3 separate regions of the Homo sapiens genome follow, and all the other regions are linked to region 2. A link is a loop called in an ENCODE intact Hi-C map of the cell type or tissue named here. Cell type or tissue: heart left ventricle. All regions are shown on one strand.

The links. Peaks named below come from ENCODE experiments on the same cell type or tissue, not always from the same donor. Only the 100,000 strongest peaks of a DNase experiment are listed, where the experiment ranks them.
Region 1: it touches region 2 in a loop (2.5-fold over the local background); 4 of 110 quality-filtered maps call a loop at or near these places.
Region 3: it touches region 2 in a loop (6-fold over the local background); 19 of 110 quality-filtered maps call a loop at or near these places.

What each region holds. Positions count from the first base shown.
Region 1 is chr1:163,532,641-163,540,640 of GRCh38, reverse strand. No RefSeq gene overlaps it. Among named protein-coding and RNA genes, the nearest start is that of NUF2, 210 kb to the right of the region's middle. RefSeq lists an enhancer at 1,292-2,466. In heart left ventricle, a CTCF peak has its summit at 4,663 (motif pointing left); no DNase peak of the experiment used is centred here.
Region 2 is chr1:164,909,689-164,917,688 of GRCh38, reverse strand. It overlaps LOC107985451 (a long non-coding RNA gene), which reads left to right and starts at 5,314. Exons shown (of 3, transcript XR_001737807.2): 1 at 5,314-5,413; 2 at 7,579-7,726; 3 at 7,864-8,000. RefSeq lists a silencer at 3,163-3,457. In heart left ventricle, a CTCF peak has its summit at 3,257; a DNase peak (open chromatin) is centred at 5,198; H3K4me3 peaks cover 268 bases.
Region 3 is chr1:164,782,643-164,790,642 of GRCh38, reverse strand. The region is part of intron 2 of PBX1 (PBX homeobox 1); the gene reads right to left. Among named protein-coding and RNA genes, the nearest start is that of PBX1-AS1, 12 kb to the right of the region's middle. In heart left ventricle, a CTCF peak has its summit at 3,127 (motif pointing right); DNase peaks (open chromatin) are centred at 3,142, 4,797 and 6,264; H3K27ac peaks cover 1,997 bases.

The DNA.
Region 1 (8,000 bases), 1.4 Mb after region 2:
TACATAGGTAAACGTGTGTCACAGTGGTTTGCTGCACCTATCAACCCATCACCCAAGTATTAAGCCCGGCATACATTAGCTCTTTTCCCTAATGCTCTCCGCTCCCCCACCACCCTCCCCCGACAGGCCCCAGTGTGTGTTGTTCCCCTGCCTGTGTTGCAGGACTTTTCCTTAGTTCAGCTAAAGACGGGGTTCTTATCACACAGCCATAAAGATTTAGGCGTGCAAACTGTTTTGAAGGGTGAGCAGGGCAGGGTTTATTAGGCATAAAGGTAAAAAGGGGGAACAGGAGCTCAGCGGAGCTAGAGTCCTCCTAGTACAGGCTTCCCACCTCACAGTTCTAATCCCAGGTTCCACCCAGGAAGGGGAAGGGCCAGGCTCCTCCCCACTGCAAATGGCGTGAATTTCTGTGCCTCCACCCCAGCTCAGGTTGGTGGGGGGCTCTGCCTGGAAGCCCTTCCCATCTGGCTGTCTCACCTGTGTCCATGTATTCTCATTGTTCAGCTCCCACTTACAAGTGAGAACATGCATCCCTAGATATTTGCAAAGTTCTCTGAGATTTATTAATAAAAGCTGTGCTGTGAAGATAAAATTTTTAAAAATGATGTACATCTCAGAAAAATTAACTCAAATGGCTTAATGGCCATCAGCACCTAACATTGTATAGTCTACTAAATTGATAAATCTTCTTTAAATGTACCTCATCCAATGGAAAATGCTAAATATCTTTTCATCTTTTAATAGGAGCTAAATAAGAAAAGCCACGTGAGCTAGAGTTTTCTCTTCATTCAACCTTCAATATTTTATCTCAGTTGTTCATTGATTGTCCATGTTGATTTAAGACTGTCCTTCTGGGGAAGACTAAGGTATGACGTTTTGTGAAGTTATGCTCGACAGTATAAGTCTGTGCAGTAGGCAGAAGTGTTACTTTTCTCATTGAATTGATATTTGTGTATAGTAGTGTGGCGTATATTTCCATCTCTCTCTAAAGCATATGAGAAGTTAATTTGGCAGGGCATACCATCTCCCGTTTGTGAACCTTTGTTTCCCATCTGTGTTGTAAAGAGGTTGGACTCAAGTGTTCTTTCCAACTGTAGCACGGGGTGCTTCTCTATTTATTATTCACACTATATATGTCTTAAGTTATACTTAATAAATTTTTTTCTAAAGATAGCCATCTATAGAGAGGGAAACAGGTCACCAAAAAAGGGTGCCAACATTTCTCTTGAATAATAGAATAGACCCTCATCTGTGTAAAATGGTTTATAAGTGGCTCAGCCAAAATACAGGGAGGACAAAAGGAAGGGGAAAACAGCAGGGTTGACCCAAGTGAGCTCTGCACATTCACTCTGGCTCACTAATGTTCTGTGTGTGCACATAATAAGTGTTTAATAAATGTTTGTCAAATAAATAAAGTCCATGTGCACTTTATGCCTCTCTGGCTCTCAAAGCACTTTCTCATGCATTATCTCATTTGACCCCACAATATCCTTACAAAGTGGCTACAGCAGGTATTCTTAACCCTGTTTTCCAGATTCAAGAAACCGAGCCTCAGAGCATTTGAGTGATTATGCCCAGGTCACAAAGCTAGTAAATGGCAGAGCCAGGTCTCAAACGGAGGGCTTTTAACTTCAACTTCTGTGTTCTTTCCATGGCATTATGCAAGCCTCGTAATTCTAAGATACAGTCCTAAAATAACACAAAAGACTCAGCCAGCCTCCTTCTTTATTCCCTTGACCTCATTAAAGCTTTAAATGGAACTTGTCCTCACAAACTTAGGGTGCAACATCAAATCCGTCTGAGTTTCTAGGGCACGTAGCAACAGCTTGCTTTAATCTAATAATTGGCTGAAGTAGAACCACAGAAAGAACATAAAAAAGGCAAATTGTTATTTTTCAAAACCAAGCCATTCCCTGCCTAAAAGGTTCACAGCTTTTTCCTTTTCCAAGAAAATATTTATCCCCCTAAAAGATTTCTTCCCGTTAACAATATTTTTACAGCCTTTGTGATACTTTTACAGCATTTTAGATGCAATCTAAATACTATATATTTCAAGAATGGAACCATTACATTAAGAACGCTGCATGTGTTTAATAGTGTCTTTTATGAGGTTTATTAAAAGAAGCCATAAATTTCTGAGAAAGGTTTAAGCCATATTACATTGATCTTACTTCTCATTTAAACAAAATGTAAACTTTAAGTAAAACCTTGATGTGGAATGTAAACTCGCTCATATACCCTGAGCTTACTCATTCACATGTGCCACCTTTAAAATATTAAATCATCTATGAAGCACTCCATTTCTTTGAGTGTTTTCCAATCACAACAAATAGCTTTCCGGTGATTGCTTGTACCTGTTGAATTTCTTGAATTCATTCACAGAGAGGAATGGGTGGATACAGAGCAGGGTTTTCAAATCATTCTGGGCTCTGCATGCCTAAGGCAGCTTGCAGCCCAGGTTAACTCTTGAGTTGCCCTCTCCAAAAATAAACTCATATGCCAAAGGTAGGTGCTTTTATCCCCATTTTATAGATGGAAACACTAAGGCACAAATAAGATTGAGCAATTTTCCAAAGTCACACAGTCAATAAGGAAGAGTCAGTGTGTAAACCCAGGCAGTCTGGCTCCAGATGGCTGAAGCCCAAGCTTTGCTCCAGAGTCTGATTCTATCCTGCCTTCTTTATAGGATTATGAGGATTAGATGAGGTAATACACAGAAAGCATTTAGCACAGTGCTTGACAGATAGCACTCAACAAGATTAGCAATTATTAACATCATTAGCTAGTGCGTGTTAAGGCTGATAGTTATTACCAGAGCCATCCTTCACAAGGGTCAGAGCAAACTGTGCTATGTACCCAAAATTACCCTCTGTAATATTGTGATATAATAAGAAATATATATTTGATTTTCATCTGCAGTTTCTGGCACAGAGCTCCTAAAACCCTCAAAATTTCTAAGTGATAGAGGTAAGAGGAGCATCTTTTGTTATTCATAACAAGCTCCTTTCAACCATACCTGAGTTTATGTTAACGAGATAACTGATGGCTGGAAGCCCCTAGATAGTTTTAGGATGAGAGCTGGTTGCCAGAGGAATCAGCAGTGTGACTAGAGGGTTGAAACTTCAGCCCCTAACCTCCAGGGAAGGGTAGAGGGGCTGAAGATTGAGCGAATCACCAATGGCCAATAATTTAATCAATCATTCCTATACAATAGAACCTTCATAAAAACCCTAAACCATGGGGTTTAGAGAGGTTCTGGGTTGGTAAAGGAATCTATATGCCAGGGAGGGGAATAGCACACCCCAAACTGCAAAGGAACAGAAGCTCCTTGCTCTAGACTCTTCCTGACCTCACCCTATGTACCTCTTTACCTGGATGTTCATTTGTATCCTTTATAATAAACTGGGAGATGTAAGCAAAGTGTTTCCCTGAGTTCTGAGAGTCATTTACAGCAAATTATTGAAACTGAGAAGGTGATTGTGGGGACTCCTGATTTGCAGCCAAGACATATAAAATCATGGCAACCTGGGGAACCTCTACTTATGATTCGCTTCTGAAGTAGGGGGCAGTCTTGTGGGTCTGAACCCTTAACCTGCGGAGTTTCAACTCACTTCAGGCAGTTAGTGTCAGAATTGAATTAAATGGTAACATTTCTATCTGGAATGTTCTCTCATTACTCCGCATGGCAAACTCTTATTAATCCTTCAATACAAAGGTCACATGTCATCCTCTCAATTTCTTCTTTACAAACTTTGTTGACATTTATTAAATCATATTTAAAAGGTTGCATTTTACTGATATGTTTACATGTCTCTCTCTCCCACGGAAGTCCAGACGGTAAAATGCTTGAAGAAATGGGCCATGCATCTCCACGTCCTTTCACCTCACACAAAGCCTGGACCAAAAGAGATTTTTCTTAAAAACCTGGCAAGTAAATGAGTGCATGATTACCCTTGTGATCTTAGCCTACTCATTTTACCTCAAAAGCTGGTCATGTCAGAATCAAGAACCAGAAAAAAAAAAAAAAAAAACACCTTCACCCAATGCTGTACCTAAGCTGAGATCTACGGAAGTCATGGAGCAAAATCAGAAATACTGAACTTTCACCTTTGTCAGCTGATGGAAAATAAAGCTGTAGGCTCAGCCTCAGCTGTCATAAAGCTAGCCCAAGTTAAGTTACCTCCTGCTGCTTCACAAAGTTCCTCCTTATGCCACTGTGTCCCAATTTCCCATTTCAGTTCCTCTAAGAGTTAGGCCTCGGTGGCTTCTGTCAATTATTATTCACGTGCTTTCTCAGAAACGACTTGCACATCTTAGAAAGGAGTAGGTGCTCCCTGATAAGGCCTGAGTTGAAGGAATCAAATCCAGGGTTTTTAGAAAGCAGGGAGAAAATGGCTTCCATCAGAGAGCCAATATGGGGAAAGTTTAAAACTTCCAAGTGGGTCTGGAGATTTACAAGAGCTTTTTATAAACAGGTGATCATCACCCCTCACTCTTATTTATTTCACAACCTACCTTCTGCTATATTTTGTATTTTGGGAAGAAAGCCATTTATGTATCAGTTTTCTTATGGAATGGTTAATGTGGTCAGCCTGAACTCAGATATTATCTCACCTAACTAGCTATGTAGTAGTGACATCTACTGGGGAACACGGTCACTTCAGAGTTTTTATTTGTGTAGTGTACTAAGAAACTTTAAAATGTTGACTCACTTAATGTTTGTAACAACCCTATGAGATAGTTAATATTATAATCTGCATTTGTTGGATGAGGAAACTGAGACAGAGCAATGAAACAACTAGCCGAGTGTCATACAGGTATCACGTGGCAGAGCTGGGATGTGAATCCAGAGCAGCATGGCTCCAGCGTCTGTGTGCTTAAACATGAAGATCTGCTGCCTGTTCTGTCATTCATCATCTGAACTCCGAATATGCCCACTAAATAGCATTTTGCCTATTGTTTTGAAGCTATGTGTTTATATTTTCAATTCCCCAATAAACACTGTTCCTCTCAGGGCAGGGTCTGTGTTTCATTTTTATATTTGCAATGTCAGCACTTAGCACAGTTCCTAACACATAATAGGCGTTTAATAAATATTTGTTAAATAAATGTTGCATAAATGAATGAATGAGCAAAAGACTATCTTCGTGTTTGAGGGCAGGTCTAGAGTGGAGAGCGAGAGAATGGTCAGCAAGGCATGGCTGCTCTCTTTGGAGTCATCATACTTCACAATATGGTTTTCAGAAATGCACATGAATGAGAGTTGCGGCATCTATAATTCAAGTCTACTAATCCTTGAGCTTGTGAGAGGTGTCTCATAGCTTTTAGAATTAAGTCCACATTTCCTAGCTTGAAATAGAAGACCCTTTGGGATCTGGCTCCCAACTACCTCTCCAGCTTCTGGGTTTACCACAATACCCTGCATCCTTCCCAGTGATCTTATGCTGCTTGTGAGTCTCTGTGCAAGCCATGCCCTCACACCTGCAAGCTTTGACATTGTCTTTAACCGGAATCCTCTTTGCAACTTACCAGGCCCCTTCTTACTTTGCCTGAGCAAATCATATTCATTTTCAAAATTCAGGCACCATCTCTTCTAAGAAACTTTCCCAGAGGTGACAGGGCTGATACTCTCTTCTGTGGCACAATAGCATCATGGGTAGAGGAAGTGCTCCAGGGTGCAGCTAAGAGGCCTGGGATTGAATCCCAGCCTGACCATTTACTAGATGTGTGACCTTAGGTGAGTGGCTTAATTGTTCTGTGCATTAGTCCTCCCATTTTCAAAATGGGAGTATTGAAAAACACTATCTACTTCATAGTGTTGTAAGCATTGAATGAGTGAATAAATGTACTATGTTTAGAATGGTGCATAGTAAGGGGAATTGAAGTGTTTGCTATGATTATCCCAATATTTTCTACTCATCTTTCTTTTCCTACCAGTCAATGAGTTCCATAACCAGAGGCTGTTTCTTCAGTGTCTTTATGTCCACAGGGCCTAGCAAAGTACCCGTTAGGAAACAATAAATGCCTGGGAGGGAGAGGGAAGAGAGCAATGTAGAAATAAATGTGTTTTTGTGTGTGTGTGTGGTTATAATGCCCTGCAAACAGAATTAGACAGTGTATAAGCTCTGAGCAAGAAATGGAGCAAAGATGGAGCAAAGAAGTACATTTCATTTTGGCTTTGCCTCATTCTTCTCTCTGGGTTGTTCTGTGCCAAAGTTCTTCTCTGGTTGCTTCATCCCCTCAGCCCCTTTCCTACTGTCCAAACCCATCCCCCACCAAGACATCTTTTGAAAGTTACAACCACTTCCACACATGGAAAACATATTGAAGCCATTCTGGATGGTCCTTATGAAGGGACAGAAACCAAAGCGATATGGTCTTTCTGGGGCCAGGCCTCATCAGCTGAGTAGGGAAACATCTCTGTAGGTACAATGTAAAAAAAAGCTAAAATGCATTTGGCTCCAGAATGCTTCCCCTGCCTCTCTCCCTCCACAGCGGAACATTCCGGTATTAGACTCATTCCTTGGTTTAAGTCATTGTATTTCTAGAAAGACTTCATTCCAAATACAAAGATGCTACTCAGAAGACTAATCTCATTTATACACATGGAAGGATTTCTTGTTCCCATGGAAAGCAGAGACCTAGAGACTTTTAGGTAATGAGCTGGTTCAAGTTACAGAGAAAAATAAGGGTTGCCATTTATCAAGTACTTTCTATGTGCTATTAGGCTCCATGAAAATGTCTTTTAAACATTTGACTTTTAAGTGCTGTGTTAAGAAGGTGGGGCTGGGTGGTTGGCCCTAACTGGTATCCCTTTGTTGATAGGAGGAGGAGAGTTTCTGAGGAGATAGGGCAGCTCAAACGAGGGAGAGGTGTGGGCAGTGGGTCAAATACCTCCAAAGGTAAGCCCATATTAGACCGTTTTAGGAGAAGCTGCTTGTGGGATGAGGCAATGGCATCGTTACTTGGGGGGTCATTCCCATCCCTCACTATATGGCCTCAAATTAAACGTGTATTTTATTACCCTCATTCTCTCCCTTTTCCTCTCTTTTTTATTAGAACCCATTCCCAAAGAGAACCAGGTAGATAAACTCTTTTTGCTAAGACCGTGAGTTGTCCATTCACTCATTTGCCCAGTAGGTGTAGATTGTATACCTACGCCCTGCCATACACAGAGGAAGGCGCTAGGATAAGAAATCCACGCAGACCAGCACCACTCTCAGGTTTACAGAACCCAGAGAGAGCTTCAGGTAAACCTGGTATGACAAATTCTTGAAAATTTCACCCCCTCTTGAGTGGATCCCACCTCCCCTTCTTTGCTACCACCTCTTTTGTCAGCCTTCTTCATCCCTCCCGTGGAATCCTGCAGGAGCATCTTAGCTGTTCTGTCTTAGGTTGACAGTCTCTGACTTCGGAACAAGAACCTTGTCCCTTAACAAGATATGTTAGAAGCTTGGGATCTGGCCCCATTTGCTTCCAGAGCCTCCTCCCCTCCGGCTTTCCCATAAGTCACGTATGTCACCCCAGACCAGAGGAGACTCCAGAAGTCTCCTACAGCACAATGTGTACATATTCATCTCTGAACTTTTAGGCTTGTCCCCACTCTCATTCTGTGGTCATTATTCACTTAATAATTATTCTCACCCTTCACAACTCATCTCCACTGGAACCTTCACCAACCTTCTCAGAAAGTTTCTTCCTCCCCTGTGTGCTCCCAGCGCCTTGTCCAGTGAAACCGATCTCCTTGCTTTAATCATTTTCTTACCTGCATGTTTGCTTCCAGAGGCTGTGACCTTTGGGGTCCAGGAAATGTTTCCTAGTGATATCTGTATTTGCCATCCACGAGGCCCCCATCACACTGAAGACGCATGTTAGAGGCCCAAATTATGCTTGAATGAATCAGTGAATGAGATGAAATGAAAAGAAGAAAAGAAAAAATATTTTAAGGGATAAAATACAGTAGAGTTGTGTAAAAGGGCTATGGGAACTCATACCTGGAG
Region 2 (8,000 bases):
AACAGCAAGTCCTAGGTGCCTCCCTCTGGAATTAGTCTTTGATGAGTGTTATTGACTTAGCTCCAAGTTGCTGGCTATTCAGGGCAGGATAACCTTCATCTTCACATGTGTGCCCAGGTCGTGCCTGCAGCTTCCTCTAGGAGCAAGGGTATTTCATCTTCCAACTCCAGGGCATTTGTCCTGCAGCACCTGGAGTAGAACGATAACTCCTGCCATGGGATGCTCCTGGCAATTCACTTGGCAGAAGTGAGGGGCTCAGAGGCTCTCTTCACAAATCTCTAAATCAACTGGCCATGCAGTTGTGGGAGCAGTAGCAGCTGTTTCAGAGGCAAAGGCCATTCATCTTCTGCCTTTTATTCTCTTGTTTCTGGGGAACCTGGAAGAGTGAAGTTGTCTGCCACCAAGCATTGCCTACCTGAGTGTTCACTAAGGTTCACGCAGGACTATGGAATATGCTGGGTGCCTTCAGAAAGCTTCCACGTGGAGGGCAGGGTTCTTTTATGAAAAGGCCTTAGAAGCACAAAGGTTCTGTTTTAAAAGAGCTCCTGAAACCCAAAGTTCCTGCTCTACAGTTCTGTTGTCACTAGACAATACAAATCAGAAATTTATTGGGCCCAGTCCTGTTCTAAGAACTGAGGGAGATTCAGAAAAAAAGGATAAGATGGTGAATCTGAGCTTCTGGTTGAGTAGTGGTAGTAGTACCTAGGGGAGGTCTCAGGGAAGGGCTTTAGTTATCCCCCACTAATCTCTGCCCTCCTCTTGAACTACTAAATAAGCCTGAGATTTATTTTTTTAAAGGAAGATTTGCCTGGTTAACATGGTTCAACAACTCCATATGGATGTTTAAAAGAAATCACGCACGTAACATCTCCAAAGCTAAACTCTTTTCCGGCCTGCACATCCCCAGTCTTCATCTCAGTTGACAAGTGATGCTATCCTTCTTTAGAGAAGCCTTTGAGTCATTCCTGAGTGGAGTCAGGCTACTCTCTGTTAGTAAGTCCTGTTGAATCTACCTCCAAAAAAAGCCAAGATTTACCCCCCAAAAGAGCCAAAATCTAACCACTCTCATAACCTTCACTTCTTGCACCCTTGCCTAAGTCATCTTCCTCTCTCACCCAGTTTTACAACAACAGTCTCCTGACAGGTCTTCCTGTTTCTGCCTTTGCCCGCAATTATAGTCTATCCTCAACCCAGTGTAAGAACGACTCTTAAAATGAGGAGTCGGAAAATGGGATTTCTCTGTCCAAAACACTTTCAGGGTCATGCTTTCTTGTGCAAGGAATAAGCCACAGTACTTTGGTTACCTCCACAGTCCTCCATGGACTGCCCTTCCTACTACCTCTGATTTCATTCCCTACCACATTTCTTTTTCCTTCTGCTCCAGTCATATTATCCCAAAATCTCCAGCACAGTCTTTCTCAGTACCTTGTGCTTGTTGTCCCTTCTACCTGGAAGCCTATTTGCTCAAGATATCCACATGGCTCAACCCCTCACGTTTGTTAGGTCTTTGCTTAAGGCTCTCTCTCTCTCTACCTTATATAAAACCTTCACTATCTCCCTTTTGCTGCTTTATTTTTCTAGCATTTATCACCATCTGCCACAGTTTATAGTTTACATTTATGTCTCCCCCACTCCCCACTAGTATCTAAGCTCCTTGAGGGCATTTTTTTTTAATCTGTTTGATTCAGTTTCATGGAACAGGGCCCAGCATATATAAGGCACTCAACAAATATTCACTGAATAAAGGAACCAAAGAACAGTAACATTGTATATATCAATATGCCACATGAGGCAGGTGCTATATATATGATTTCATTTCATCTTCACAACCTCCCAAAAAGCTAGGTATTATAGTTACATGTCCCACCACAATTAACCACGAGAAAGTCCAGGCACAGAGAGGCTAAATGACTTGCATTCAATCAGCAATGATCACAATCACATTTCAGACTCACATCTGTCTACCTCCTAAATTCATGTTCCCAACCACTCTACTCAATTCCTTCCTCTTACAGTCCCCCAGACAACCAGAGCTACTGGGATCTCCAAGGAAAGAGAAATGGATTGTCACGGTGGGGGATCTGCAAAAGCTTCCCCCCGGAGATAGAATTTGATGTGGACCTTAGCAGATGAATAAATTCTAACAGGTAGAGAAAATACCAGGTGGCATTCTAAGCTGGGGAGAAGCATGAGAGGTATGGAAGCAGAGCAATTCAAATGTGTTCATCCAGGGGTGGCTTAGATAGGCAACCTCCTCATCCCAGTTTGCCTTGGACTTCCTGGTTCTAGCATCAACAATCCCGTGTTCTGGGAAAACTGGGACAGAGGGTCTCCTAAGTGACAAATGGATCAGGTTTAATAGGGTAAAGCATTCATTGTGCACATTGTTGAGGAAATATTGAAAGTAAAAGTGGCAAAGAGTTTTGAGGCTGAGGAAATGAGTTTGGAGCTCATTGTGCAGGTAAGGGGAAACCTTTGGAGGTTTCGAGAAGGGAATGATATGTGGAAACACAGGGTTACATGAAGCCGGAAAAGTCAATACTAACCTGATTGTGGTGAAGTACTGCCTTTTATGGGGTCGACCATGGTTGCCAGAGGAGCTGACAGTAGAGGGAGACCAATCAAGTCTGGACTCGGCTATCCCAGGTGTTTCAAGGAGCTGCTGCCTCTTGAAATTGGCATTTTCCCCTCTCCTTATAGTTCTCCAATCCTTTTTACATCTGTTACCAACATCATCTCCTGAGCGTGGATAGAGGTATGTCATCTTCCATGCCTTTGCATCCAGAAGTATTTATAAACCTTGGAGACCCAGGGAAAGCCCCTGTCTTGGGCTTCATTTCACATTTTCTCATCACCTCAAGCTTCTCTTTGCTCAGGCCTGGACCTATGAGCTACTTCCTTCTACAGTGGCAGGCCTTGTGGCCAAGGTCCTCTCATATCCTATTCAGTGGGTTGCTTTCATATGAGCGCTTTTCATCCTCTCTTTTGGGAGTTTTACACTTACTGATTCAATGGAAAGCCCTTAATTAAAGAAAAGGATGAGCACAGTGTCCATCCATATTTAAATAGATGAGAAATAAGCACTGGGCAGCCTGCAAGTGGCCTTCATGCTTGGAGAGATCTATGCTCATGTTTATAAACTGCACAGAAGGCAGTGGTGCCAGATAAAAAGACAATCAAAATAAATGCATCTGATAGTTTGTTTCTCCGTGTGGCATACATAATGTCAAATACAACAGTCCTACCATCAGAGGTCCTCAGCACTTCATGAACTACATAGCAAGGGAAGTAAGGCCTCAAATAAACTGTTGTGCAACTGTGATAAGCAAACTCAGGTCTTGGTAGAGCAGAAAACTGTCCTCTGTTCTCACAGATATCTTACACACACACACACAGACACACACACACACCCCTGTTTCTTTTTTAAATCTTCAGAACATACAAATAAATTTTGTCTTAAAAATTGGCTGGGCATGGTGGCTCATGCCTGTAATGCCAACATTTTGGGAGGCTGAGGTGGGCAGATCACTTGAGGTCAGGAGTTCGAGACCAGCCTGGCCAACATGGTGAAACCTCGTCTTTACTAAAAATATTTAAAAAAAAAAATTAGCTGGGCATGGTGGCTCACACTTCTAATCCCAGCTACTCCTCCAAAGGCTGAGGCAAGAGAATTGCTCGAACTCGGGAGGTGGAGGCTGCAGTGAGTGGAGATCACACCGCTGAACTCCAGCCTGGGTGACAGAGTGAGACTCTGTCTCAAAAAATAAATAAACAAAAAATAAATAAATATGAATAAATACAAGGTCCACAGAAATAACTGACCTCAGTGCCTAGGAAATCATTTGCCTCCAGTTTCCTTCAGAAGTAAAGTCAGGTTTCACTCAAAGGTCAAGAAGCCAGAGCTCAGTTCTTCCTAGCTGTACCTCAAGCTTAATTTGCTAGGTGAATAGGAGGTGATGTCCAGCAATTGCAATGAAAGCAAGCTCTTCAAATGGAGCAACTGTAGTCTGCACAATGAGATGTCTTGGAATCAGCCAGACTCGCCCTCCATCCCACCATGCTTTCTGAGGTGATGAGGATGGAAACAGAAAAAGAGGCTCTGGCATTATAGAACCCTGATGGGCGGTGGCAAAGGGTGGAACCCAGAACTGGCTGAGCTTCTTCTTCTTTCCTCCATTTTCCCCACTCATTTCAATGTTGCTGATTTGCATTCAGAAGGAGCTGAATTCAGTCTGGATACATCAGTTACTAGCTGCGTGAACTGAGTAACTTACTTAACTTCTAAACTTAAGTTTATTCATGTATAAAACAGGGAAAGTTTCTTGGTAATCTGAAAATTGCTACAGTGTTGTAAGAACTTAGCATAGTACCTAGTATATAGTAAGAGGTAGGAAGTAGTAACTGGAGTTACTATGCCTTCGGCTAGTCTATTTTCTTGCTTCCTCTATTCTTACTTCTCCTGCTCACCCATCTCACACCCTAACTTCAACTCCCAACCCAGGGACAGTAAACTGATACTTGCTTTCACCTGCCATTGATTGATTTGTGAGATGGGCTGCCTCACAAAACCACTCTTAGGAATTTAACGGGATTTGAAATTTAAAACCATCTCTTATTCATGTGTGGCTCAGACATTGCTTTGAACCTGGTTAGTTCAAGATTTTTTTTTTAAGATGGATATATGTTTAAAAAGCTCACAAGTCCTCTTGGGCACCAAATGGCTCTTTGGAAAGAATCCTGTGACAAGTTTATTGTAAATGAACCAGAAACATAGAGATTAAATTCCTCCTGAAATACTTCTGGGTGTGGAAATTAAGAAAAAAGCAATTGCAAGATGTCTCCAGTTTTGCAGACCTGCATGCAGCTGGCTTCCCTTAAGGCTGCCTGCTGAGCTGTGGGAAGAGCTCGGCTGGCTTGGCCAGGCCTCCGGGGTACCCCTGCAGCCGTGGGGTTACTTATTCCTGAGATGGGGCAGCGGAGGCAATTTGATGGAGGCAACTTTCATTCTAACTGCTCTTCCGGCAAAGCTCCTCTCTGGGGATCTCAGACTGGCACCTTTCACCATTGTTAAATTCACTTAAGATAAAAGCGACACCAGGCAAATGACAAGGGAAGAGCCATTAAGGGATGAGCGTAAGCAGTGACTGACAGGCAGGCTCTGCGAAGCGCTCAGCTGCCAGCCCCAGCCTTGGCAGGAATCATCACCCCGAGTGCCTCCCATAGCCAGCGCTTGACAAATGGGCAAGATTCAGTCCAAGCCTATGGGCTCAGCCCTTTGTTTCCCAGAGCCTCAGCCTCCATGCCTATTCACCCACACACTACCAGCCCCTCCACCCAGGAACAGCATCAGCAACCACGCAGAGAGGAGCCCATTGCTGCTGAAGGTGAGAGGCTGTCCTCTGCCTGCTTTCAGGTGAGTGCCTGCGGGTGGTGAGCCATGGAGCATGGACGACTACGAATTCATTCACTGCATAGTTAGGAGAGACGATATGAAGATTGAACTCAGCAAACCATAGAAAATACACACCCTGCCAAGTCTGTCTTTTATACTGTTGTTTTTCAGTCCAAGTGTAAAATTATGTTGGCCATCTTGGTCTTTTCTTGGGATTGTGCACAAGGACACCCAATGGGACTCCTTGCTGGGATATACTCACCATGCAAGCGGGCTCATACAGGTGTCCTGCAACACTGGCTCTTAGTAAATTACTTGCTAAATAATGTTTTTTTTATTATTAAGGTTACTTCTTTTATTGGAAAAAAATTAGAAAAATACAAAAATAAAAACCTACAAAGAACAATGGCAATCACATAGAAGGTCCATAATTGTTAATATATTATTGCATTTCTTAAGTGCAAAGTCTCCATAGCCAGATTGCATGGGGTCATATTCTTGCTCTGCCACCTATCAGCTGTGTAAGCTTGGGTGAGTTACTTAACTTCTCTGTGCTTTCATTTCCGCATCTTTAAAATGAAGATAAGTATAGAACCCACCTCATGAAGTTATTGTAAGCATTAAATGAGTTAAAACCATAAAGCTCAGAACACTACAAAGACTCATTAAATGTTAGCCGTTATCATGCACCAATTTTCACTAACCTGTCATTGTAGTTGTGATTCCATTATATCAGTGCTTCTCTGCCTAGGGAGATTTTGACCCCAGGGAACATTTGACAATATCTGGAGACATTTTTCGGTTGTCACAACTAAATGAGTTGGGACTACTGTCATCTAGTGGGTAGAAGCCAGGAATGCTACTAATCTTCCTACAATGCACGGGATAGCCCTCAATGATAAAGAATTGGCCACTCAAAAATGTCAACAAGTGCCAAGGTTGAAAAACCTACATTAGATTACTATACACATTGTGACAGATCCCAGTCCCCACTTGCTCCCTGTGGATTTCAGCTGTCCCTCGGGGCATGTCTTGCAGGATCCTGGAGTCTCACATATGCTTGGGAACACAACTCTTTCCTGCTCCAGCCTGCTTGCCATCCATGCTGCTGCTATTCTCCATGAGATGGCTCTTTTGGTGGGCACAGGTACCCTGTGCTGGTGCCAGCCAGAAATGAGTGGGAGGGTGGAGAGAGGCTGACCAGTGACCCTCTCTTAAATCTAAGGCCCTTCTTGTTCCTTAGATTCTGAAGTGGCATAGTTAGAGGCTAGCAGACTTTTACCAACATAGTTCTTCAGCTTTTCTCCCTAACTTCTCTCTCACTTGAGACTCAAAACCTGACTCTGGCTGGGTTTTGAAACAGAGTCCATGCCATTGAAATCATTCCCACCGCCTTTTCCCTCCATCACTTTGGCTATCTTCATCCCCAATATGTCTTTCTCTTTCTTGAGCCAAAAAACATAAAGATCTCATGAATATCAGTCTTAACAACTCATACAAATAGATTCTTAGGGGCAGCAAGCCAAAAATATCCATATCTCAGCAATATTCTTTCTTGTACACACAAACTTAAAGATACATAACTTTTTAAAACAAAAGCGTGATTTTACTACACACTCTGACACCTTACTCTTTCACTAAAGAAAATGGCATTAACACATTCGGATGTCACTAAATTGTCTTCTATATCACCATTTTATTGACTGTATAGAATTCCATTTTGTCACTATATAATATCTTTGGGTCCATTCCCCTTTTATTAGACAGGGAGGTTATTCCTTAATGTTGAAAATTATAAGAAATGCCACATTGAATATCACTGTAAAGCAGCTTTTCATACTTGTTTAGTATTTTTCTAGGATAAATTTCTAGAATATAATTTAAGGTTTTTTGATACATACTATAGAAAAAAAATTGTGACAGTTAGTTTTATGTATCAACTTGACTGGATCACAGGATGCCCAGATAGCTATTTAAACATGACTTCTGGGTATGTGTGTGAGGATGCTTCCAGAAGAGATTAGAATTTGAATTGGTGGACTGAGTAAAACAGTTGTCTCTCCCCCGTGTGGAAAAGCATCATTCAATCTGTTGAGAGTCTGAACAGAACAAAGGGATGAAGGAAGGATGAACTTGCTGTCTGCCTGATTGCTTGAGCTGGGACATCCATCTTCTCCTGCCTTTAGGACTCCTGGTTCTCAGGCTGCTAGACCTGAACTGGAATCTACAGCCACTGGCTCTCTGGCTTTCAGGTCTTCAAACTACATCACCAGCTTTCCTGGGCCTGAACCTTGCCAATGACAGATTGTGGGACTTCTCAGCCTCCATAAACATGTGAGCCCGTATTTTATCACCAATATTTTTATCTATATCTATATATTTATATATCTATCTGTATCTATATCTCCTATTGGGTTTCTTTTTCTGGAGAACTCTGACTAATACAAAAGGATTTACGAACTTTGTTTTAGCCAACAGCAACTGCCCATTGGAAGCACATTGGAATGGCAATCCAACATCCAAAATGGCTGGGAAAGTGAAGTACTTCAGTTATTGGAATATACTAGTTAGCTGACAATTTCCATCTGCCAATATCACAAGTGAGAGG
Region 3 (8,000 bases), 130 kb after region 2:
GTGGATCAGTGGTGGCCATAAAGAGCAAAGAGGACAAAAGGTGCAGGGCAGAAGCTTGGGCTCCGTGGTGAAGTAAAAAAGGATGAGAGGAAGGAAAGGAGGGAGGGAGGAGGGAGAGCAGGTAGCTGGGAAGGAGAAAAGAAGGAAGCCTGCACCCTAGACGCAAACCACAACACTACCACGTCATGATCTTCTCTCTTCAAACCTGAATATGTAATATTCTGCTACACAAAAACAAAATTGCCATAGTGGTGACGGCAAAAGGTTAGGAGGTCATTGAGGTTTATTTTGTGGACTTTTTTTTCCAATAAAATCCTTCCTTTGTAGGCTCAGGAGACTGAATGGGAAACTGCTCCTTTGGCTGATCTTTGCACAATAAGGATTTAGTCACGTTATTGTTTCTTAAATTTATTTACTTAAATCTCCGAAGCACTCTGAAGAACAAATTGCCACTAACAAAGGTTTCCTTAAGAAAGTAGATGGCTGCTGTAACCATGCCCTGAATACCAGGCCCTAAAGGCACCGAAAAGAATCTCGGGGCATCCAAACATCTGGCAGCAGCGCCCAGCAGCCTCTCCTTCACCTCTATGTGGTTGTTTCTCTTTATATGATAAATTTTAATAGCCTTATCCACAAAGAAATTTATGGGTCATTTACAAATTAGAAAAAAAAAAGAATCGCCTCTGAGCCATTAATAAATATAGTTGTTTCACTTTAGCTCGATTATTCAAAACATTGTGCTGGGGCAAAATTCTACTCTCTCATTCGCTCACTGAATCTCATGTCCAATATACTTCCTTCAGAAGAGGCCGTAAGCCCCCACGGCTGGCAGGAACATTCCCCACGAAGCTGAGGCTGGTAACCCTTCAGCTGGGTGTTAATGCCTTCAAGTGGGTCCACCTGGCTACTCCACACCCAACTGGTCCTGCATGCGGCCCAACACTGAGAGATTTTAGGACAACCTCTGGTCTCAACAACAACAGCAAAGCAAAAAAGAATGATGTCCTATTAATGGTCAGGACTTGCCTTGCCAGGGCTAGTGTTAAGCACTGCCTACTTGAGCTGACATCAAGTATCCTACCTCCTCCAATCACATGGGTACCCCAAGCGGCCTCATTCATTCCATCAGCTTATTCCTCCAGCCAAACTCAGTGAGGTATGAAAGAAGGGAGAGGCAAGGCAGAGAGACAGTTCTGATCCTCGCTCCTCCAGGAGCTACACAGGTGATCACGCACACATCACTATGAATATTTCCCATATACCTAATATTAACCTCTGAGAATATTTCCTCTTTCCAACCCCTCTCAGTTTCATGCCTCTGCTCCATCTTTTTAAAACACCATCTTTTTAAAATAGTCAATGGGAAGCACAAACAATTTCACACAAACTCTACACACCTCCTAATTAATACATTTCTTGGCCTTCAAATCTAACTGGTTTTAAATAAAATAAGAAAGGAAATTGTCAAGGCTGGCAAAGAACACTGAAAGGATAAACTGCAAGCCCCTACCCGCCATGGAAGTTTCAGGAGGGTTGCAAAGCTTAAAGCATAAAGCATACTGCCTCTTTTCTTTCAGGTATGAAGGATACATTTAATTGGGCGCAGTGGTGGTGGGTTGGCTGGGGCAAGAAAGTGTTAGTATTTCGCTTAGCTTTCACATCATTTTGTGAATCCTGCAAATAAATACTCCCTAAAAAGAAATTTGAATTCACTATGAGTTAATAGACTTAGTTTCTAAATGTGGCCAATTAGAAATTGATAAGATAGATACAATGCACCACGGCATAAATATTGCTTGCATTTACACTTAGAGTTCAAGACACATAAATAGGTCCCCAATCAGAGTTCTGAAGAAAACAAAAGAATGAAAAGAAAAGGGCGGGGGGGGGAGGGCGGCGGGTAGAAAAACCAACAACAGTCATTTCCAAATTACACCCTTTAAATTATACTCAAATTATGAAAATAGAAAATGATTGTGCAAAAACCCAAAAAAAATTTTTTTAAGGAACAATATGAACAAGGGAAAACCTTAAAAGAAAACCATCTTGCACTATTTTGCATAGAAAATTCAGTTCTGGTGGATTTGGGCTGTGTCTGTAATGCTTGGAGGGGACAGGGATGGACCAATAAACAACCTTGCATGCTCATATTTGTAGCCAGCGCAAGGAGAATCCAAATATACCACTATTAAGAATGGGTGTTGGGATTCACTGATACACAAACTGTTCAGCTCGGCGGTTAAAAAAAAAAAAAAACACCAACATTAAATAAATAAATGAAAAGGGTGATATGTCTAAGCAGAACTGATGCTACCTATTTATTGCTGGAAGCCAGTACTCTGGTGAGTAGGAGACAAAATGATTATTTAAAAGCTCCTTTTTATCTCTGCAGCACCATGCAAGACTCAAATGAACCTTTCGCCAGGACACCAGAGATGTTAACACTCATCCTCCAAGATCCAATTTCAACCAGCGGAGCTGTTACCTAATCCAGCAACCATCACATATGATCAGGTTCCTGCTTCCCTGATGGGTGCCCTGCGCTCTCTCCCTCCCCCTCATCTCTTCCCTCCCCACCCCAGCAGCTTTTTTCTGAAATAGGTTTTAAAGGGCCAAATCCCTTGTTTGTCCTCATGCATATAGGGTTTTAATGGCCAGGCAGGCCCGGACGCGTCCACTACCCGAAAAATGTCATTGATTGCAGTGGATATGCAATCTGCAGAGGGGTTGCGCCCATGAAGATATTTAACCCATTTGGTAATCATTCTTACAGAAAGAGTTTCCTTCCCACAAATCCACCCAATTATGGAAGAGACCAGTTGAGACAGGTAGGTGATTTATACAGGAATTGTCACAAGTCCTTTAAAAAGCTTCTGATGTCACATGTACCTTGCTGCCATCGCTTGCCCTGGGGTTAATTCTTTGGTAAAAGTCCTAAGATAAAGGGACTGTCACAGCATTGTGGGAGCTGCTCTCACCACTTGTCTCCTGCTGTTCTTTCTTTCTTTTTCTTCACACAAGGAGAAAAACAAACCAAACCCAAAGGCATAGTCAAGATCATCCTTGGCGGGAGGGCCGTGTGGCGGGTTGTTTTGTCCTTGGCTGAGTGACGTGGGTCCGGAGCAGCTCCAGCCAATGCCCACTAGAGGGCACTCTTTCTTCACCAAGGACTGGTTCTCCAGGCGGGCGGACAGTCAAGTGTCCAGGTTCATGCTGGGGGAATGCCTCTGCTCAGATTCAAACTTCCACAGGTGGGGGCAGGTTGGGAGGGGAGGAGGGCAGATCTACAGGGAGGGTGGTCTTCAGATTTGGACAACAGTCCAGGGGCCCAAAGCTGAGCTGAGAGAGAGAAACAGATAAAGAACAAGACAGAAAGCAGAGGCAGGTGGTCTGGGGAAAGGCACAAGGTAGCCTCCCAACGGTGTGTGCAAAAAGGCAGGCTCTCTCTGGCTGATCTCTTTGTTTGATTTGTAGGCACAAACCTCCATGCAGAGTGTTCTATTGCCCAGGAGCTCAGTCTTTACCACATCCTACCAGAAGAGTTAGAAAAGAGAGACCAGCTCTCCCCGCCTCATTCCCAAGTCAGCTATGCAGTTTTAGGAAAAGAGCAAAATGCTTGCTTCCTGAGAGCATCAGAGTTATACCTTTTATTTGTTCATAAAGTACTTGCACGCACTGAATTACATCACCTTACAAAACATGAAGTAATGTTCCAAACTTACATAGCAGATAACCGAAGATTATAAAGGCAAAGCACATTTCCCCAAAATCAAAGCAAATGAGACACAGCCGACACTGAACTCTAGATCTTTAACTCTCAGACACTTCAGTCCTCTACAATATTGGAGTTCTGAATCCTTTTCACAACAGGCAGCTACATGGATGTGATATCTATTCTGTGCGTGTGTGTGTGTGCGCGCGCACACACACACACACACACACACACACACACACACACACAGTCTCTTCTGATGCCCAAGGCACACCGATACTCTGGCCAAGAAGAAAACAATCAGATAGTAATGGAAAGAAGGAAGTTTTTTCTATTGATTTCCTAATTTCTTTTAATTTCTCTAAATCTGGTCCTTTCCCATTACCTCTTTCCACCATCATGGTTAGAGCCACTGTATTGGGTGATAGAATGCCCTCTTCTTTCTCAGCCACAGAAATCCACTTACTACAGTCCTATTTCATTTTAAATCTCAGCTCAAAATCCTTCATGAAATCTGCCCTGACGAGAAGAGCCGAAAATGATCTCTAAGCCTCTGAGGCACCAGGGCACGTACTGCCTAGACCACAGCCATGGGGCATCTCAGGACATGCCAGGGCACACCTACCATCTTGCCAGCAAGACTGTGAACTCCTGAAAGGCGGTTCCCCACACAACCTCACAGGGCCCCTGACACTAAATGTCTGTTCCAATATTTCTTAAGAGCAATATAATAAAGAATCAAGGAGGGAAGATACGGGCTGGTGAGATCCAAGGATCTGTGCCTCAGCTTCCTGTTCTCAGCCAGGCAGCCAATTCCCTGTATGTGCTCTCTTTCCCCCTGCATTCCAGTTACAAGTTGTACCAGAGCCAGCATGCTGTTGGGTAGAAGGCTGTTCTCTCTGCCACCTCTTCCATATCCACTTCAAAAAACTGTCAAATCTGCCTTATCAAATCTGACAATTCTAAACAAGCAAAACTACACTGGCATTAAGCCAGAGCTTCCTGGACCCAGCCTGGTATGACCCCAGGAAGCCAACATTACCGGTGACAAAGGCTCTGGGTGCTGGGAAAGGCCTGGTTCCTGACTGGTACCTGGGGAAGAAGCACTCTGTGAGGGCTGACAGGGCCTGGCAGCCAAGGGGCCACATAGAGGTTGTCTCCACAAACAGGCCCTCTGAGGAACGCTCAGTGCAATCAAACAAATTACTGCTCAAGTACCTCCAAGGTGACAGGAATGAGCTGGATCCTGGGACCTTGGATGACCCAGATATGGGCTCCGACTTCAAGAAGCCCATGGTTTACGCTCCTCCAGTCCCTCGGACACAGGACACCAACTGCTTTGAGGCTTGTGGGTACATGAGATTGCCAGGGTGGGTGGATAACAACTGAAAATCTGAAGATTTGTGTGCATCCAACTGATGCACATACACTTCTTCCTCTGATTTTGTTTACTTCCTATAAGCACAATATATCCACAGCCCGGAACCTCCTCAAGTTGAAAAATAACTATGCTCTAATTTGATTCTTCTCAACCAAAGGTGGGACCCAAATCTTCTGTTAGTGTCTTGAAACTCAGGGCAGCAGGTCCTCGTGTTCTTCACTCCTTATTCTCAATCTCTCTGTTTGATGTGAAATGCCTTTTTTAATGGTGATTTTTAAAGAGTTATTCATCAAACAAATAGAAATGACTGATGATTCTGTTTTCTAAATTTTACAAGTCAGCATTACTGATAGGTGTCAGTCAGCGCTTCTGATTATACAGGGAAAGCAGTTACCACCCGAGTTGACACCTTCCAGCCCCAAGTGGAGACCCTGGATGCTGCAGTAGGCCTGGAGCGGCCTCTTCAGATGAGAAGCTGTAGTTTAAGAAATCTCCAAATGTTGAAAGCCACCCTTGTTCCCCCGGGTTGTCTCTCAGCCCTCTAGAATCTCAGAGACACCGAGGTGGGACTTAATCTAGGTCCAGGGTTTCTTAAAGTGGGGGATTTGTATTGAAGGTAAGATATTATTGTTTTTAAGCCATTCCAACTGTTTTTCTTGGTTTGCCAAGCAGGTAGGCCAAGTTCAGGGATTTGAAGGATTTAGTAAATGAACCAAGTTCAGGGATTTGAAGGATTTAGTCAAACAAAGGCAAGAATTTGCGGCCCTCAAATGTTTCAGCCCAGGAATATTTATTGAGCATTTACTATGGTGCCAGGCACCGTGCTGACTTTCCAAATAAACGTGGTCCTGCGAGGAGCTCTTAGATTCACTCGTTTTTCACATTTAGCCAACAGCCACAATGTGTAAAACTTTGTGTGAGGTTTTAGGGCAAGAGATGAAAACAAAATTATATGACACTCTTGAGACAGTTTTAGGTTTTTGTTTGTTTGTTTATGTTTTGTGGTTGTCTTTAGAGAAACACACCAAGTTTTTCTTGTCATCTTTTTCCCTGGGTTAGGTTTTGGCGGTTCTGGTCACGTGCATTTTCTACTTCTCAGGGGATGCATGGGCATGGATCCCATTCACACGTTCCCCACTTGGCACGCTGCGCCTCCCTGGGCCAGCTGGCAGGGAGAAAGCTAATGTGCTGGGCGATAGGCCCCTGCCTTTCTGGATGGGTGCCGGCTGCCTGGGCGAGGGGCTTTGGTCCTTAATAGCTCAAGTCTGGACTGCTGCTCGGGAAACCCCTTTGCCTAAACAGGAGCTACAGAAGTTGGTAGGAGGGCATGACTTACACAAGCTTTGGCCTTAGACTGACATACCCAGAGGTATGAGGAAAGGGGGAAAGCCATCGGAAAGACAGAAGGCCAGGACCAGGACCAGGGCCAGGGAAGGGTGTGTGAGACCTGGATTGCCTGTGGTAACCCATGATACAAGGAACAGTTTCCTTCTTAGTTACACATAAAAAGCATGAAAAATGTGGAGCCATTGGTCGGCAACTTGCTGTGCATTCCGTGGAGATGAAAGCTTCTCTCTACAATGGTATTTCCTAAAGGAAGCAACCATAGAGAAAACAGAAGTTTCTCAATACTCTTTAGCCTTGAGGTAAAAATGTTCTGCAGTTCCGAGTCTCAGTGAGGCACCTAGCACATTGCCTGCTTTCTGGCAAGAGCTAATACATGATAGATTTCCTTGTCCTACCACATTTTAATACCTAGAAAAGTATAAGTATGGGCACGAGCTTTCTTCTGTTAGTGCCACAGCATGGCACAAAAAAAAACGTACACTAAAACAGGCCTTGGGTGTCTAGGTTCAAAGCCAGGCCCAAGACTCCTACTACACGACTTCACCTATGCCTTAATTCTTACTAAGGATTAAATAAGGTTATTTTTACAAAAGCACACAGTAGTGCTTGGTGACTGATAGATTTTAGATTTTTGGTTAAATCTGAATCAATCTCACTGATAAAGATCCCTTTGGGAAGAATAAAAAAGCAGGATAGATTTAGAGTTAAGAGTTTGGTTTTTCTGCGCGTTAGGAATCAACAACACAGAAGAAACCAGGATAAGCCAAGAATATACATACACACATACACGCACGCACACAAATGCACACAGACACCCCCCACCCCCACCTTACTGACCTATGCTTCCAGGCAAGCTCACACTGATACCGTCAAAGGCTAAGGAATCCATAGATCCTCAGCCAATAGAATACATTTCAAAAGGTCTTCTTTCTCTCATCTTTTCTCCTCTTTATAGTCCTTTCTTGCTATTTGCCCAAGTACATTAAGGATCCTGCAGCTTCTTAAGTCTTCACTCAGAGGAGATGCCACAGTCTTCAACCCTAGTCTCCCCTGAGCCAGAGGCGACACCATCCTCCTGGCCTGGCAGAGCTCACACTGGAAGCCTCGGTCTTTCTGAGGCTGGAAGACCCTTCTGGGAACCACTTAGTTCTGAAGTAATCTCACCTTGTGTCAGACGAGCTGGCCTGGAAGTCATCTTTAATGGCTGCTTTCAAATTTCCATTAAAAAATAAATAAATTATAACCAGAAGAGGGTAAAGACACTATTTGTACTCAAAGGTTTGAGGAAGCATGTTTAAGTTTTGATTCTGGGTGGGATCTGTGATTCACAATCACCCTTCTCCGCCAGGATGTAGAGAAACCCCATGGGTGAAATATTACAACGACTTGCCTGGGCTGTGCACACCTCCATGTTGTCTTACCCCGCTGCCGTTGTCACTACTGTCTTGAGGCTACAAATTAGCTTCCAGCTCCTAGTGGCAAATGGCATTTTCCGGCCCATATCTACAAACTGAATAGGAACAGAACTAGTTTTTCTCTAACTTTCCAAACAATTTCATC